Linked DNA regions of Homo sapiens: region 1 is linked to region 2. Evidence: chromatin loops called from intact Hi-C (ENCODE). Cell type or tissue: endothelial cell of umbilical vein. All regions are shown on one strand. Each heading gives the region's core, and the rest is flanking DNA. Links, peaks and the distances in the headings are about the cores only.

Region 1 (8,540 bases), core at 328-8,327, 180 kb before region 2:
GGGAAAGCCTTTATTTCTCCTTCATGTTTGAAGGACATTTTCACCAGACATACTATTCTACAGTAAGAGTTATTTTCCTTCAGCATTTTAAATATGGCGTGTGACTCTCCCCTTGCCTGTAAGGTTTCCACTGAAAATCTGCTGCCAAATGTATTGGAGTTCCATCATATGTTATTTGTTTCTCTTCTCTTGCTGCTTTTAGGATCCTTTCTTTATCTTTGACCTTTGGGAGTTTGATTATTAAATGCTTTGAGATAGGCTTCTTTGAATTAAATCTGCTTGGTGTTCTATAACCTTCTTGGTTATAACCTACTTGGATATTGATATCTTTCTCTAGGTTTGTGAAGTTCTCTGTTATTATCCCTTTGAATACACTTTCTACCCTATCTCTTTCTCTACCTTCTCTTTGAGACCAATAACTCTTAGATTTCCTCTTTTGAGGCTATATTCTAGATCCTGTAGGCATGTTTTATTGTTTCTCTTTTTTTTCTTTTGTCTTTTCTGATTGTGTATTTTCAAACAGCCTGTCTTCAACCTCACTAATTCTTCCTTCTACTTGATTGATTCTGCTAAAGGACTGTGATTCATCCTTCAGTATGCCAACTGCATTTTTCAGTTCCAAAATTTCTGCTTGGTTCTTAATTATTTCAATCTCCTTGTTAAATTTACCTGATATAATTCTGAACTCCTTCTCTGTGTTATCTTGAATTACTTTGAGTTTCCTCGAAGTAGCTATTTTGAATTCTCTGTCTGAAAGGTCATGTATCTCTGTGTCTCCAGGATTGGTCCCTGGTGCCTTATTTAGTTCATTTGGTGAGATCATGTTTTCAGTTGGATGATGTTGATGCTTGTGGAAGTTTGTCAGTGTCTGGGCATTGAGGAATTAGGTATTTATTATAGTCTTCACTGTCTGGGTTTATTTGTAGTCATCCTTCTTGGGAAGGCTTTCCAGATATTTGAAAGGGCTTGAATATTGTGATCTAAGCTGTATCTGCTTTAGGAGGCACCCCAAACTTAGTAACACTATGGTTCTCACAGACTCATAGACGTACTGTCTTGATGGTCTTGGACCGGATCTGGAAGAATTCTCTGGATTGCCAGGCAGATTCCTCTTCCCTTACTTTCTCTCAAACATACAGAATCTATCTGTCTCTGTTCTGAGCCACCTAAAGCTGCAAGTAGAATAACACAAGCATCCCTGTGGCCCCCACCACTATGACTGCACCAGGTCAGACCTGAAGCCAGCACAGCATTAGGTCTCAGCCAAGGTCTGCTGTAACCACTTCCTGCCTGCTGTTCACTCAAGGCCCTGGGGCTCTACAATTCACTCAAGGCCCTGGGGCTCTACAATTGGCAGGTGTCAAAGTCAGCCAGGCCTGTGTCCTTCCCTTCAGGGCAGCAAGGTCCCCCCACTCGCCTCCGAGTGGGTCCAGAAGTACTGTCTGGGCGTCAGAAACTAGAGTCAAAAACCTTAGAAGTTTACCTGGTGTTTTATTTTATTGCAACTGAGCTGGCACCAAACCACAAGACACAGTCCTTCCCACTCTTCCCTTCCCTTCAAAGGCAGAAGAGCCTCACCCCACAGCCACTGCCAGCCCAGGCCACGAGGAGTTCTGCCAGACTACTGTTGATGTTCCCTTAAGACCCAAGGTTTCTTAAATCAGCTTGTCATGAATGCTACCTGGCCTGTGACTCACCCTTCAGGTCAGTGGACTTCCCTCTGGCCCAGGGCAGGACCAGAAATGCCATCTAAGAGTTAAGTCCTGGAATCAGGGACTCCAAGAGCCCATTTGGTGCTCTACTGCTCTGTGGCTATGCTGGTACCTAAGGTGCAAGACAAAGTCCCCTTTACTTTCCCGCCTGCTTTTCTCAAGCCAAAGGAATTTTTCCCCATAGCCACCACAGCTTGGAATGTGCTGAGTCTCACCTAAAGCCAGCAAGTCTCAGAGGCTCACTCAAGGCTCTCGACGTAGTACCTGAGTATCACTTCTTCTTATTCAGGGCCCAAGGGCTCTTCAGTCAGCAGATGATAAATGCTGCCAGGACTGGGTCTTTTCCTTCAAGGCAGCGGGTTTCCTTCTGGCCCAGGGTGTCTCTAGAAATGTCACCTGGGATCTAGGGCCTGGAAAAGAAGCCTCACAACTCTGACCAGTGCTCTATGCTACTGTGGCTGAATTGGTATTCTAGATGCAAAACAAAGTCCTCCCCACTCTTCCCTCTCCTCTCCTCAAGCAGAAGGAGTGGGTCTTTTTTGGAGCCTCCAGCTGTGCCACCTGGGGTTATGGGATGGATGATACCAGCACTCCCTTGGCTGCCCCAGCTGGCCTCTCAGTATGTTGTGTGCCCCCACTCCAGTCCACTGTCTGTAGGCCTGGTTCAGCACTATGAGTCATCTAAGATTGGTGGCCCTTGTGGCCTAGACTGCCTTTCAAGTTTACTTGAAGACACAGAGTGCTGTAGCCCTTGATGGTGAGGTTTGAAGGTACTCAAGTTTGAACTGCTGGGATCAGTGATTCCCTTCATCCTAGGGCTCCTTTAAATGCTCCCTTCGTGGGTGGGCATCCGCTGAGTTTGGTGAATTTGATCAGCTGTTTTTCTTTCTCCTCTAACAGGACAGTATGAGTTTAGTGCCTCACAACTGCTGTGTTCTCCCTCTCCCAGCACCTAGAGAAGCTCTCTGCATCACACCTCTGCTGCCAGGGTGGGGTAGGGGTGGCATCAGCCATTCAGGAGTGTATTTTCTATTTATTCAGCACCTCTTTCAGTGATACGAAGTCATAACCAGGTACTGTGAGTGTTCACCTGATTTTTGGTTTGTATGAAGGTGTTTTTTTCTGTGTAGATAGTTGTTAACTTGGTGTCTTTGGTGGGGATGTGGGGAGGGAAAGCAATCAGTGGAGCTTTGTATTCTACCATCTTACTCCACCTCTCCTATGTATGTTTTCTTTTGTTGCCCATGCTTTTGGTATGAGTGTGGTAAGATATGGTGGTTTTATGGGGAAGAGATGGACAAGGAGGAAGGGATATAGCATGTCAAAACACCAGGCAAATTCAAATTTTACAGTAGTCATTTTCATTTCAATATGTGCCTTAGTTTCTCTCATGGGTCATAGGGAACTGTCCATTGGTTGCCTCCCTACACAGGGGAGATCTTCTGCCTCCCGGGGCCTCTTCAGAGCTCTCTCTCTTCCCTTTCTCTCTGTCTCTCTCTGTCTCTCTGTCTCTCTGTCCCTCTCTCTCTCATTACATTCCAAAACACTTCCTTTCCTAGGCAGACAAGTTTAGCCATTTTTCTTGGAAGCCTTGACTATTGCCCACAGAGCATTCAATCCCCAGGGGCTCAGAAACTTATATTTACAAATGAAGAGAATTCCCTCCCTAAGAGAAATTGTGACGACTATTAAGATAATAAGTTTCCACATCCTTAAAGAGGACAAAATTGGGGCAAGGGAGAAGGCCAGAGAAAGACATCTTTGTTTTGGATATTGCAGCAGGATAGTAACATGCTGGAGGTCCGCAATGGCACAAAGATCACAGGAGAAGCATCCATGCCAGATTTGGAGGGTATTCTAGTCATCTGCATGGAAAAATATCTCTCCACACTTGCCACCAGAAAACAACAGCCATTTATTTGCTTACAATTCAGACAGAGCACAGTGGGGATAGCTCATCTCTACTCCGCAATTTCCAGGCATGAGCTAGGATGGCTGACCAGTAACAGCTGGCTGGGACAATTTAACAGAAGCCATATGGGTAAGTTCTCATTATTCTCTGACTTCTTTGGTTCTCCTCCATGTGGTGCTTCCTTCAGCTAGCTTGTGCTTCCTCACAATATGGTGATTCCAAGGGAGCGGAACTTATATGTCAGCTGATTTTTCAGAGATATAACATGTAACCTGCTAGTCTTCTTTAGGTTTGAGCTCAGGATTCTTAAAACATAATTCTTGTTTCATAGAAAACCACAAGAGGGGAGCAAATAGATTCTACCACTTGAGGGAGCGGGGGTTCTTCATAAAATGGAAGTAACATGGAAAAAGGCTTCAGGTAGACACTTCTGATTATAAAGGAGGAATGTCCCAGAATGGGAATCAGGAAGAAGCTTTCTTTCCAAGTTGCATCCAGTCTTCCACACTTAAATTCTTAAACTTTCATTCCTCAGTAGATACAAGACACATTCAATTCTCTTTTTGAGTCCTGAACCACCAGCAAACATCACCTTACCTGAAAGCATTGTGGCAATTGTTCTTATTCTCTCCAGTATCGTGTTGTCTCTGGTGCTGGGGACATCAGGCATTCCACTGTGGGTTCTGAAAATCTGGGGTGAGCTTTATTCATTTTGGCCTCAGCTCAGATTTTTTGGAAAAGTGTTCCTCAAGATCATGGACAGAACCAAGGGTTCCACTGTGGAAAACCTACACTGGGGATTTTCATTGTTCTCTTTAAATGTCTAAGCTGTTTCTTCAGATCTGTGACAGCTGCCAGCCAGGATGAGGGATGGAGCTCATGAGGTGGGATGTTTTTCCCTGTTTCATTGTGCTTTATTGTACATAACAAAGGATCTAGCCAGCTGCTGTGTGGAAGAGAGTAAGATGCTCAGAAAGCCCTCTTTCTTGGTCTGTTATGCGATTCTGAGAAAGGAAGCTCAGGCAAGATCAATACATCCTCCGTGTGGACGTCAAATGGCTTGTGACATTGGTTCTTCAGGGCTGTTTTTTTAAGGATATTCCAGTCTTATGAGTTTGACATGAATTTGGCTTGATGCCCTGACAGAATGCAATGTAGGCATAATTTGATCTTCCTGTAATTGTCTATTTAACTTGGCAATCCAGACTAATTTTTTCCTGTGAAGTGAGCCCAAGACGTCACTAGGACAGTGGTTGGGTTAATTAATGAGGCATAATAATGTGCATAATAAAAGTTTATGATGCGGGTTCTCTTCCCACTATTTTCCTCTCCTTCACATAGAGAATTTCTGGTCCCACTGGAATCTGTGAGTCACGGTTTGTTAAAGGAGTTTTTTCTTGTAAACAACAGTAAGGAGAAAATAATAACTTGAGAACCATCTGTTTGATTGAGTCCTTGACTTTTTTTTTTGTTACCATTTCCCCCCATTGCATGTTAAAGGAAGTAAATAGGAAAAAAAAATTCTAATTATATTACTGTTTACTGATTATTGGATAACTTTTGTTGTATTTATTTTAAATACCATTCTGATCCACACCCAAAGCCTTAATCATCTTTCTGCTTACTGCTCCTTCCTACTCTCTCTTCTTTTTCTTTTTAATATGGAACTAATTACTTTAAACACTATTCTCAAGCTTGTTCAAATCCTTACCGCTCAGTGGCACCAGGGATAGATGTGGGGATAATAGCTTTCTTTGGTATCAACAGTGACTTGGGGAAAAGAAGTGTTCTTACAAGCGCCAATGGCAACATCAGAGGACACAAGGCATAAAAGATGGCTTTAAGTCTTAGCAGTTTCACCTGGTATGGCTGAGTTTGCAGAAATCATTAAACATTCTTTTCTTATCTGAAACCGTAGATTCAACAACTTCAATTCTATAAGTAGTTAAGCACGAATAATGTATGCAGCAAGGACTGAGCTAGACCTGGACTTGATAATATGCATATTAACTTTGCCTATCATAAGGAATCAAGTGATAAGATCCAGTGAGAGAAAGTAGATGAAAGTTCTCTGTAGACTACAAAGCACTGCCTAAGTCTGAGATATTATTGACACTTTTATCACAGTAAAGCATCTGATAGTTGAATTCACCCACTTACGATTTCAGGGCCAGTTGGTTACCTTATCATCTGGAGTTCAGCAAGGAAATAATAGTGTACCAAGCAAAGCTTGATGTTTGCATTTCTATGCCTAATCCTTTCCCTGAGTGGAGAAATGGTGCCTCTATGTTAGGATCCCCCACGGATGCCATTTTGCTGCTGTCAATGAGCACATGATCTACTTCAGTTGAAAATTCCTTGACTTCACCACTCCAAAATTTTTCTAAAAACTAGTGCCATTCTTGAGCAAAGTCAAATTTTGTTGAAAACAACTTTTGTTAAAAAGAAAGCATAGGCCAGGTGCAGTGGCTCATGCCTGTAATCCCAACATTTTGGAAGGCCGAGGCGGATGGATCACGAGGTCAGGAGATTGAGACCATCCTGGCTAACACAGTGAAACTCCTTCTCTACTAAAAATACAAAAAATTAGCTGGGTGTGGTGGCACGTGCCTGTAGTCCCAGCTACTCAAGAGGCTGAGGCAGGAGAATCTCTTGAACCCAGGAGGTGGAGGTTGCAGTGAGACGAGATTGCACAACTCCACTCCAGCCTGGGCAATGGAGTGAGACTTCATTTCACAAAAAAAAAAAAAACAAAACCCTAAACACTGTGATCAACCTGGCACACTGTCACATTCCTGCTCTTGGCTCTCATTGCTACCAATGTTTGGAAGTTGAAATCTTATTAGAACAAAAGTTTTGGATCAAAATTGTGCATTCCATGTGAGTCATAGGTGATGAAGTCATAATCCAACTTCTAGCTTGCCCAACTTCTTGAAACTAGGCATATCAGGAAACAACAGTATTCATAAAAGGAAAGATTTAACCTGCCCTGCTCCTCACCCTCATCAATTAAGTCACTTTTATACATATGAATAGTAACACTATTAGCTGTTATCCTCTCATAGATCCATTTCCAATTTGGGAGGAGTTATGACAAATGTTTATATTGCTGCTTCCAAATAACCTTAGAAATACTCTCTGCACATAGTATTTGTAAATTATGGTTAATTGAAAAGAATTTATTTTGAGAATTAGTCAAGGAGTTAGAACTATCAAAGAAGAAAAAGTGGATGTCACTAAAAAATATCACCTGGAGAATGAAAAATTAGGGCTTAGTATCACTGTTCTAACTCAAAGTGCAGAGATGCTAATACACCAATAAAGACAGTGCCCATCTTCTAAAAGTTTACCATTTTAGACAACAGCAATCTGCATAAATATATGAAGGAAGTTGCTGGGGCTCCAAAAATAATACCCCAAAATGAAAGCCTCAGAAGCAAAAGTTTTTCTCTGACCTTCTCCTGCCCCCCTAACTCTCAGTCCCATTCTCTCCCAAGGTGAGAATCTGTAGAAACTAGAGAATTCTTTAGAAACTAGAAGCCCTCTTCTCTAAGGCAGGTCATAGAAACCAGAACCTCTTTTCCACAAAGCCAGCCATAAAACCTAAAAATATTGCTCTAACTTTCCCTCTATCTTTCTGCGTAAAAATTGACCATAAAGAAATTACCTGGGCTAACATTTTTGACTGTAGGTCATAAGATCCTCATTCCAGAGAGGCTTCTGCCCTATATCCAGAAGGAAGGAATGCATGCTCAGAGAGGCCAAGCAGAATCTAGACAGGCCTTGCTGGGTTTCCTCAGTCCATCTATTAGCATTACATCATACCCTTTTTTTCCATTCATATTTCTACATAGCTGTCTGCGGAATTTTGTTGAACCTAAGCATAAAAATGGACAATTTCCTCTGTATCTTTGGGTCTTCATCTAAAGGCTCCCATATATACACCTTAATCTGTATGCCTTTACTCTGATTCCTCTGCCTTTTGCAAGTTGACTTTTCAGCGAACCTTCAGAGGACGAAGGCGAACGTTCTTCCTTGGCCCCTACAAATCCAAAACTAATACAACAAGCATAGCTTAAACATTTAGGACAAATTTTGGCAGTGATGTGAGACAGGAAGAAAAAGATAGAAAGAGAGAGAGTTGGAATTGTGAACTGTTTAAGGAAATTACAGTTTGAGGCCCAGAAGGAGTCAAAGGTATATCAACTTCTAATCATTCAAAAAGGCATTTGAGGCATGATTTAATCAGTCTAGCTTTTTTTTCCCCATTGATGTCACAAAATTGGGCAAAACCATCCTGTTGGAGAAAACTTCAGTGTATAATTCAGTAGTCCAAATAAGTACTGAACACAAATTATTCAAAATAGAAGACAGTGAAAGCTAAATGCCATGTAAGTGGCTGCGCTGGATTAATCAAGGAAGGTTTTTAATGGAAGTAGTATTTGATGTGGGCCTGGGAGTCACTTTTCTAGGGCCATTTCCTTTATCTACTCTTTAAAATTTTTCTCTTCCTTGACTTGCTTCTATAACAAAAGTCCTAGCTATGCTTCCAGGAAAGAACTCAGTCCTTGAGATAGAACTGTCCTCTTTGTGACCTTGCTGGGGGTCCTATACAGATGGTTTCTCATGCACACAGCCTGTCCTCACAACACTCTCAGACCCCTCCCTGTCTTCTGCACTGGAGCCACATTCCCTTCTTTTATCTCCTTGGCCCTTTGAAGCCCTGGCCTCTCACATCAGCTCTGGATTCAGCTACATGTCCACTACTGTGGTGAACAACTACCCTTCCTTGTATCTACCCTCATCATACTCTCACCGTTGCACTCCCCTCTGCTAAGAGACCCCCTACCACTAGTATCTTCCTAATGGATCCACATCAGATAGTGTAGACTCAATCAAATCCTTATAGTCAGGGA
Region 2 (8,540 bases), core at 102-8,101:
TCATCTTCTCCCTATTGCTCACTCTGCAGTTGCAGTGGCTTTTGCTTAGATTCTTGAACATCCAAGCATGTTTCTGGCACTCTCCCAAAGCCTTTACCCTGCTCTGTTTCTCTTGATAGTACTTGTCACCTTTGGACATAGATTAATTATTTGTTTATAATTAATATTTCACAAAGTAAGTGTAAGGTATTTTAGTTTGTTCATATATAAATCTCCAGAGACTAGGGTAATGCCTGGTGCAGAATAGCTGCTCAAAAATTTAAAAAATTTCTGGTGATGAAAATGTATTTTATCTTAACAGAGGTGTTGATTACATGGGATGTATTCATTTGTTGAATGAAAAATTTACATGAATTTTACATTTTCCATGAAAAAGATGTTGTGTTTTCTTTATTCTCAAAGGGCCCTTTTAGTTCAAGAGGTCTAACGTAAATTGTATTACTGAGTGGACTTCTGTCTATATAAAACTATGTGTCTATGGCTAATTGTATTACTGAGTGGACTTCTGTCTATATAAAACTATGTGTCTATGGCTAAGGCTCCCAAATTCCCTGTGTTTTTACCAGGGGGAGTTTAATTGTGTTAGGGTAAGGAACACCAAGGAGATAAAATATTTAATGTCCCAAGGGGCTATATGGGAAGAAGAGGGTCGGAATATATTGGCACTAATTGACAACTTTAGGAAGTAAACTTTACATTATAAAAATGGAAGGCAAGTTAGCATAACTTTAACTGGATGGAAAAAGAACTCACCTTGAATCAAGGTAGTCAGAGTGCATCTAATCAGTCCCCAAACAATAGCTGGAATTACTTCAAGAAAAATTCTGCTTGCTTTATAGTGATGATTTCTTCATATTGTCTCCTAACCATGTCTTAAGAAAAAGAAAATGCCATGTTCTCTAAGAGAAAGGCCCTTTTATACAGAAAGAAAGAGAGAGGATAGACAGCCACTACATGGAAAGTCAGGTACTCAAGCCTTTGGTGAAAATAGGAGTGTTTACCAAGGCAGTAACCAACCCCAAAGTGACCATGATATCTTCCAATTTCATGAGAAAAAGGCTTCATTTAGACTTTCCAAGTGGAATAAATGGCATCTCGAGCCTTTGCATCATTGCACAAATAATGAGAATTGACTCTGGCCATGGTAACCAGGAAAAATATTTATTGGAGGAATAATGGATGGCTCTCAAATCAACATGAAAACTGAAGACGCCAATTCATAAAGTGGATAGGAATCAAGGAAGGTCACGCAATCCAAAACAGTTGAGATCACAGCACTGAAACAGTCTGGTCAAAATGTCACCAGCTCTGGGCTGGGCGCGGTGGCTCACGCCTGTAATCCCAGCACTTTGGGAGGCCGAGGCGGGCAGATCACAAGGTCAGGAGATTGAGACCATCCTGGTTAACATGGTGAAACCCCGTCTCTACTAAAAATACAAAAAATTAGCCGGGCATGGTGGCGGGCGCCTGTAGTCCCAGCTACTCGGGAGGCTGAGGCAGGAGAATGGCGTGAACTGGGGAGGCGGAGCTTGCAGTGAGCCGGAGCTTGCAGTGAGCCGAGATCGCGCCACTGCACTCCAGCCTGGGCGACAGACCGAGACTCCTTCTCGGGGGTGGGAAAAAAATTCACCAGCTCTGGACACGTGTTTTTGCTTTCCCTGTCACCACAGCCACCCTAGACGCTAGTGAACCCCACTTCAGGACTCTCAGCAGTGCTGACTTTACTATCATAAACAGCTCCCCACCTACCCCTCAGGCTTTGCATCACTCTCTCAGGTTGCAAAGTCCTGGGTGAGATCCTGAATACGACTGACCAAGGGTGGGCCACATGTACATACTGAGGTCAGGAGGAAGGAAAAGGAAATACCTGCTTTCCTTATCTTCCTAGTGGAAAACAGGGTCCTGCTATCTCACCTGTTTGGGGATTCTTCCCAAATAAGAATATTCAGATTCTAGATAGTCAGGTCTATTATAATCTGTCCCTTTGACTGCTTTACCTCCTCATAAATACTTTCTCCTAAACTTGCACTTCCAAAAATATTTCTATACTGTATAGGTAGCCTGTCTCATGCAACCAAAAACATCCTCACTCTTTCCTCAAACAGAGAAAATACAAAGTTCTTTTTCACTCCATTGAGTTTCAGCCCAAATTCTCTGGCCATTGCCCATTCTTTCTGATACAATCTCATCTTTAATTTCTAAAACTGAAAACTACATGGTAAGTATAGCCACCACCAACACGTTCTATACACAATAGGCATTTCTACAGTTAGACATATGACCATAGCTAGTATTTTCAGCTTTTCCCTTATGCCATTCCATGTCTCTCTGCCTCAGCTAGTTAGCACCCAGTAGGGAAACCAGTTAGCACCCAGTAGGGAAAATATTCAGCCTTTAGAAATCTGAGCACTTGTTGTTCCTGCTTGTATAAACTTGCAATAGTCTTTTGTTCACATTTACCACTCAAAATAATGGTACAAGAGGTGTACTATGGTCCTTCCTTTCCTTCTTTTTAGTAGTCATGATCCGTCAACCCAGCAAAACTCCACCTTCCTCTTTTTATTATTTTCCAGCAACATGAGAACCTTTGAATGTCCAAGTGGTTATTCCAGCATCCAGTTTTATAGAAGTATTACAATACCACTCAGTGGAAGCAATTCTCCTTTGGACACTAAAATAACTTAATCAAAAGAGCCCTGGGACAGAATGCAAATTTCTTTTTTTTTTTTTTTTTTTTGAGACAGAGTTTCACTCTTGTCGCCCAGGCTGGAGTGCAGTGGCGCGATCTCGGCTAACTGCAAACTCTGCCTCCCGGGTTCAAGCGATTCTCCTGCCTCAGCCTCCCAAGTAGCTGGAATTACAGGCGCCTGCAACCACGTCCAGCTAATTTTTGTATTTTTGGTAGAGACGGGGTTTCACCATGTTGGCCAGTCTGGTCTTGAACTCCTGGCCTCAGATGATGCTCCCACCTCGGCCTCTCAAAGTGCTGGGATTATAGGCGTGAGCCACCACACCCGGCCCAGGATGCAAAATTTTAATAGTGGATAATTAGATATAATTTTGACTGGTGGCCTTATATTTTTTTCCCAAGGCTTCTCAATCTGTGTATCCCAGAATAGGAAGAAAGAGTGCCATTTATTCACAGCTAAATGAAAGTAAATGCTTTATCCTAAAGAACAGCACCTAAATGTGCAAGATGTTGTCTGCCAGCTGGCAGCCAGGGGTACCATATCTAAGTCTTCAATAGACCATTCTGTTTTTCCATAAGGTCATTTGCTTCTGGCTAGACCAGTAAATTCTATGGTAATTAGCCCATTGTCTTATTTCTTTCTCAGTAAAGTAAGTTCCTTACTCATAAAGGATCTACTTACAATTTTAATTTTATTATGGGTCAGCTTGTTTAAATTATTTCAAAAGTTTATTTGCATGACATTACCCTTATATTATGAGTCACCTTCAATTTTATTTCAAGAATTTGGAAAATAAATGTCAAGAAAATAATATGATTATAAAACATAAGAATGTAGAATGAGACTTCCATTGTGATGTTTACGAATTTGAGTTCTTAAACATGATGAAAGTGTTAGTAGAAGCACAGTAGAGCAGTGATGGTAAACTTATATATAGAATAGCTATCTATTCCAGTGAGGGTAATTTCTGCCCCTACCACGATGGAAGGGTTCAATATAATTGGCTTCTACCAGGTAGTTGATTGGAACTCTTTGATACAGTGTCATACTGGTTGTCAGACCTGGCTGCTACTCCTGATCAATTAGGAATTCAGCTGAGTCACTAGGCAGGTCACCATGATGAGAGAAAGTCCTTGTCATTAGGCTCCTGCATAGCCTTCATCCCTGCCACCATGGCTGCTCTGGAGTCCATTGGTCTAGCACCAGGGAAAGATTCTGATGGACATCTCTAGGAACAACAACAAAAAGTCATTTTTTCATCTTAATTATTTAAAGTTTTCCCCACAGTGGGAACCTTTGGGGGATCATGCAGATGAAGCACAAATATTCTCATACATTGGGTTCATTCTTCCCTAATCTTCCCCATCACCAATTCTCCAATATTATTCCTTCCAAGCCTCTGACTGTCTGGCCAAACCATTAGCCACTGTCCAGGAATTGGATCTAGATCATTGTCTTAGGCAATCTTTCCTGGATAATTAGATGTACCATTAAACATCTGTTCCCAGGAGAACTTAATATCCTCAATTGTGCTTTGGGACCACCCTTGAGTGTTGTTAATGCACTACAGCAATTTACAACCAAGAAAATTAACGGGCTCATTGCCATATGCTAGAGAGGAGAATCTGCCTAGCCACAGGGAGAACACTGAATCTCTCCAGGACCCAGCAGGGAGTGGGACTAGGATGGGGCCTGGGTGTTGCATGGGCCTGGGATTCCTATAACTGCATTTGAAGGAAGCCTGGACTGGCTACCAGTGTTGTGGCTCACATTCCCTTTGGTTCTGCTGTGCTCCACTGTCACTGGAAAACCCCATCAAGCTGCCAACACACTTGGGAGGTGTACCCACCACTCCTCATCCCAGGTCTACCCTCCAATACAAACAGAGGTTGTCAAAATACATCCTGCCTCTGTGGTGGGCAGAAATCTGGAGAAATTCAGAGGAAAATAATGCTTTGGAAATGGTTTTATTTCTGAGAACTTTAATTTCCAAAACTCCCCCCAGTAACCACATTTTCTTGGAGTTCAAGATCAGAGATAGACTACCCTGGTGGCCTTTTAACCTGAATTAACCCACTAGCCCAGTTGGTGCCCCCACCTTGTTTAACTCTGTGATGTAGCTTATAAAAAGATGTGGCCTCCAGTCTGTCAAATACTGCACATTCCACAGTTCTTGCACAGGCCACTTCCTTCCCTATGGAGTCACTGCCTGACTTTTCCAAAGCTGATATTAATATCACAGACCATTATAATATAGTTATTTTCATGGAAGGCAGGGAGGAAGTCACGTGGCATTAATTGGTCCCACGGGGTCCTGAAAGTCTCCATTTAGCATGTTGTTTTTACTCACATAAGGAGCAATGAAGTGGAAACAGTGAGGAAGTCACTGTGATTGTATTAAATGAGTATTTTTTTCTAGAACTTGTTTGCTTAATGAGTCATTATTTCTTTTTTAATTGTATGAACACAGGTAGGTGCTAGGTCAAAGGTACACGTGCATCTTCTTAAATGCACACACACAGACACACACAAACACGTATCTCTAGGCCACTGTGAGTTTGCCTTATTTTAACCTCTATTGTGATGTCAATTTATTGAAGGGCTGGGGCACAGAGAAGCTAACGAAGGTTCTATGAGTTTTGTAGTTTAGGAAAAAGGTATCAAAAGCTCCCGGTTATAAAAAGATATAGATGGCATCCTCTTCAAATTACTAAACCAAGTGAGTTTTGTATCAAAATGTTGATATCACCACAATTCACTACTTCGTGTTTGCTTCATAAATTTTACTTTTAAAAAGCTCATCACATACATCATTTTTGACCTTGATAATGGGCCTTTGAGGTAGGCTGGGTCCGAATTATTATTCTATTTCTCAAACTAAGAATTGATGTCAGAGAGGTGCATTTACTTTTTAATGATCATGTGACTAATAAGTGGTGGTCTGAAAAACCCAAGGGGACCCAAGAAATGAAGGTGTGACTCCCAAGAGAACTTGCCATGGCATAGAGGACTTCATAAGGTGTATAAGTGGACATAGCAAATCTTAGTGAGCCTGGGCTGCTATAAAGTTCTGCAAGCCCTCTTCCCCCACCCCCTCCCAACCCCCCCAGGTAACTGCATGCACTAACTCTGTGTTCTTAGGAATGTCTTCACCAACGGTAGTGATGAAATTCTATTTTCCCATCAACAATTCACATGAAAATGGACATGAAAGCAGGTTGATGATGAGAAGCCTTCTTGAAACATTTTCCATTTGAAGGTGCTGACATTAGGATACTTCTTAGGTTTCTTTGGCATAAAAAATAATTCTTTTGACAAAGACATGCCAGAAAAAACAACTACTAAATATTCTTCAAAGTGGTAGGGGTCATGGAAAGTAAATTCTACTTCTCTTGAAGATTCTGAAATAAGAAAAATAAGATTCTGATAAGAAAAAATATGTATATTTTTTCCCAATCAGGGAGAACTTCAGTGTGGTTCACCCTGAAGGCTGGATATTAATGTAAACAAACTTTCATAATTTTTTTTACACTACCAATAAAATTTCATTCTCATGGTCAATAGGTCATTCAGGCAGGTAATAAACAAGTGTATGTTGGCTTAATTTACTTAAATCAAGTAAGTAAATTAAGTGTTGACTTAATTTAGATCAAGGCACTAAAATACTTTTTTTTTTTTTTTTTTAGACGGAGTCTTGCTCCATCACCCAGGCTGGAGCGCAATGGCGTGATCTTGGCTCACTGCAACCTCCACCTCCCAGGTTCAAATAATTCTCCTGCCTCAGCCTCCCAAGTAGCTGGGATTACAGGTGCCCACCACCATGCCCAGCTAATTTTTATATATCTATTTTTTTATTAGAGATGGGGCTTCGCCATGCTGGCCAGGCTAGTCTCAAACTCCTGACTTCAGGTGATCCACCCGCCTCAGCCTCCCAAAGTGTCAGGATTACAGGCATGAGCCACCGCACACAGCCTAAAATACTATTTAATTCACAAATGATCCATTCACTTCAGAACAAACAAATAAATGAAAATAGCTCCATAACCACAGATGTGACAACTCCTCCTGGGGCACTGTCACCCAATCTTTACTCAAATGAATGCATGCATTCCCACCAGAATACAGGATGTGGGGACGCGTGGCTCCATTCACATTAGTGCCATTCTCAGAAGCATGACTAGGTGGGTGGCTCCTACAGATGACGTTTAACTGCCTTCATCTTCACAGAGGACAGCAATCACCTCATTGAGCTTTATAGCTTACAGAGGCTAAAAACCACTCTACGGAGGAAATCCAGGATTTCCAGTGGTACTACAGGAGATGAAGCTGTACACAGGCTACTGAGGACTGAAGGACAACTTACTTAGGATTCGGAATGACTACCCAGCTTGTGAGTGGACTAAGGCCTTTGATTCTCCTGCTTCTTCTCCTCCCTCCTTGATCTTTTAATTGCTCATAAAAACTCTATGAGGTCAGCAGAGCAAGATGCAAAGAATGTGTCCAAATAGTCCATTTGGTTTCTTTTGAGTCAATCGAGTTAAAGTGTTTTAAGAGAAGATCAAATCTATTGGCTAACAAGAGGACCAGAGGTCATGTGTGGATTTTGATTGTCCATACCATGCGTGTCCAAACCAGAATGAGACTCACAGAAGCAGAGAATAAGGAGCTATGAGAGAAGGAATAGAATTGTTTTTCAGCTTTACACATTTGAGAGATGCAGAAACCGATGCCCAGAGAGCATAACGGACTTGGTCAACGTCACAGAACTTGTTTAAAGTAGGATAAAAAAGCACGAAGTCATTTAATATTTGATAACTAGCATCAAGTATGTTATATTGAATATATATATTTATATTAAATAATAAAAAGTTTCATCTAAGGCTCTATTTTTAAATAACAGTTGTTTTCCATTATAGATCTGCAAAGACAATTTTATAAGTCATCTGTTAATAATATGTTATTTCAAAGCAAACTATCCATCAGGCAATCATAAAGTATGCTAGGAGGTGGCATGGCTTTTGTTTCACAGAAGAAAACAGAGTGAGATATATTTGATGACTGAAGCATAGAAGTTCCTTTGAGCCATTAGCCAACCTGCTACTGTTCCCGCAAAGATATCTTAAAGGACTGCACAAAGTGAGCACAACTGTTCCTCCTGGGAGGTAGAAAGCAGGAGGGGACAGGCAGGGAAATATGAAAAATGAATCTTTCCATCCCCTCATTTGCTTGTCACTGTACACACTCTCATGAGACATAAGACACACTCTTATGTCTGGAAGGTGTGATTTCAAATTTTACACAACCTGAAAGAAGGAAAGGTTCTCTGTCGACACTGGAGAGGTAATAGGGCTTGGCATGGGGAGAGATGAAATTCGAGTTACACTTGGGACAACTTTAATTTCAATTTATAATAAAACTCTATTACAAGGCTATACTACAGATAGTCAGTAGAAGACTCAACTCAAGAGCAGAGAGGGCTCTGGAGAAATGTAGTAGACATGGAAAATGACTTTTGCATGGGAGAAAGAATACAGAGAAGAGGAAAAAATAAAGCCTCCAGCAGTAAACCAGGTCTTCCTTGACCCTCAGAAAAATCAAGAAAGGAATATTAACAGTACTGTGGATTGAAGAAAAGCCAAATAAACCTTCCGCAATAATAGCTTGTCTTATAGATTTGCAAAAAGTAATCACTGGAGAAAATGACAGGGCCAGCATAATTCCAGAGGAAAGTGAAATAAGAAAGACACCTTTCATTTTCTCTATGGGGACAGAAAATATGTGGTGGCAATGTAGGGTTGTCTCAGAAATCTTATTGGCCACATTTATTCCTCTCATTAAATGTTGATACGT

The links. A loop is a pair of places that touch in the nucleus more often than their neighbours do. Peaks named below come from ENCODE experiments on the same cell type or tissue, not always from the same donor. Only the 100,000 strongest peaks of a DNase experiment are listed, where the experiment ranks them.
Region 1: a loop joins it to region 2, with 9 times the contacts of the local background. A loop is called at or near these places in 2 of 110 quality-filtered maps.

The regions. Positions count from the first base shown.
Region 1 is chr1:221,390,555-221,399,094 of GRCh38, reverse strand. The region is part of intron 3 of LOC105372932 (a long non-coding RNA gene); the gene reads right to left. Among named protein-coding and RNA genes, the nearest start is that of LINC02817, 59 kb to the right of the region's middle. In endothelial cell of umbilical vein, for the core only: no CTCF peak of the experiment used is centred there; DNase peaks (open chromatin) are centred at 4,794 and 6,504; H3K27ac peaks cover 1,696 bases.
Region 2 is chr1:221,213,675-221,222,214 of GRCh38, reverse strand. No RefSeq gene overlaps it. Among named protein-coding and RNA genes, the nearest start is that of LINC02817, 120 kb to the left of the region's middle. In endothelial cell of umbilical vein, for the core only: no CTCF peak of the experiment used is centred there; a DNase peak (open chromatin) is centred at 4,984; H3K27ac peaks cover 462 bases.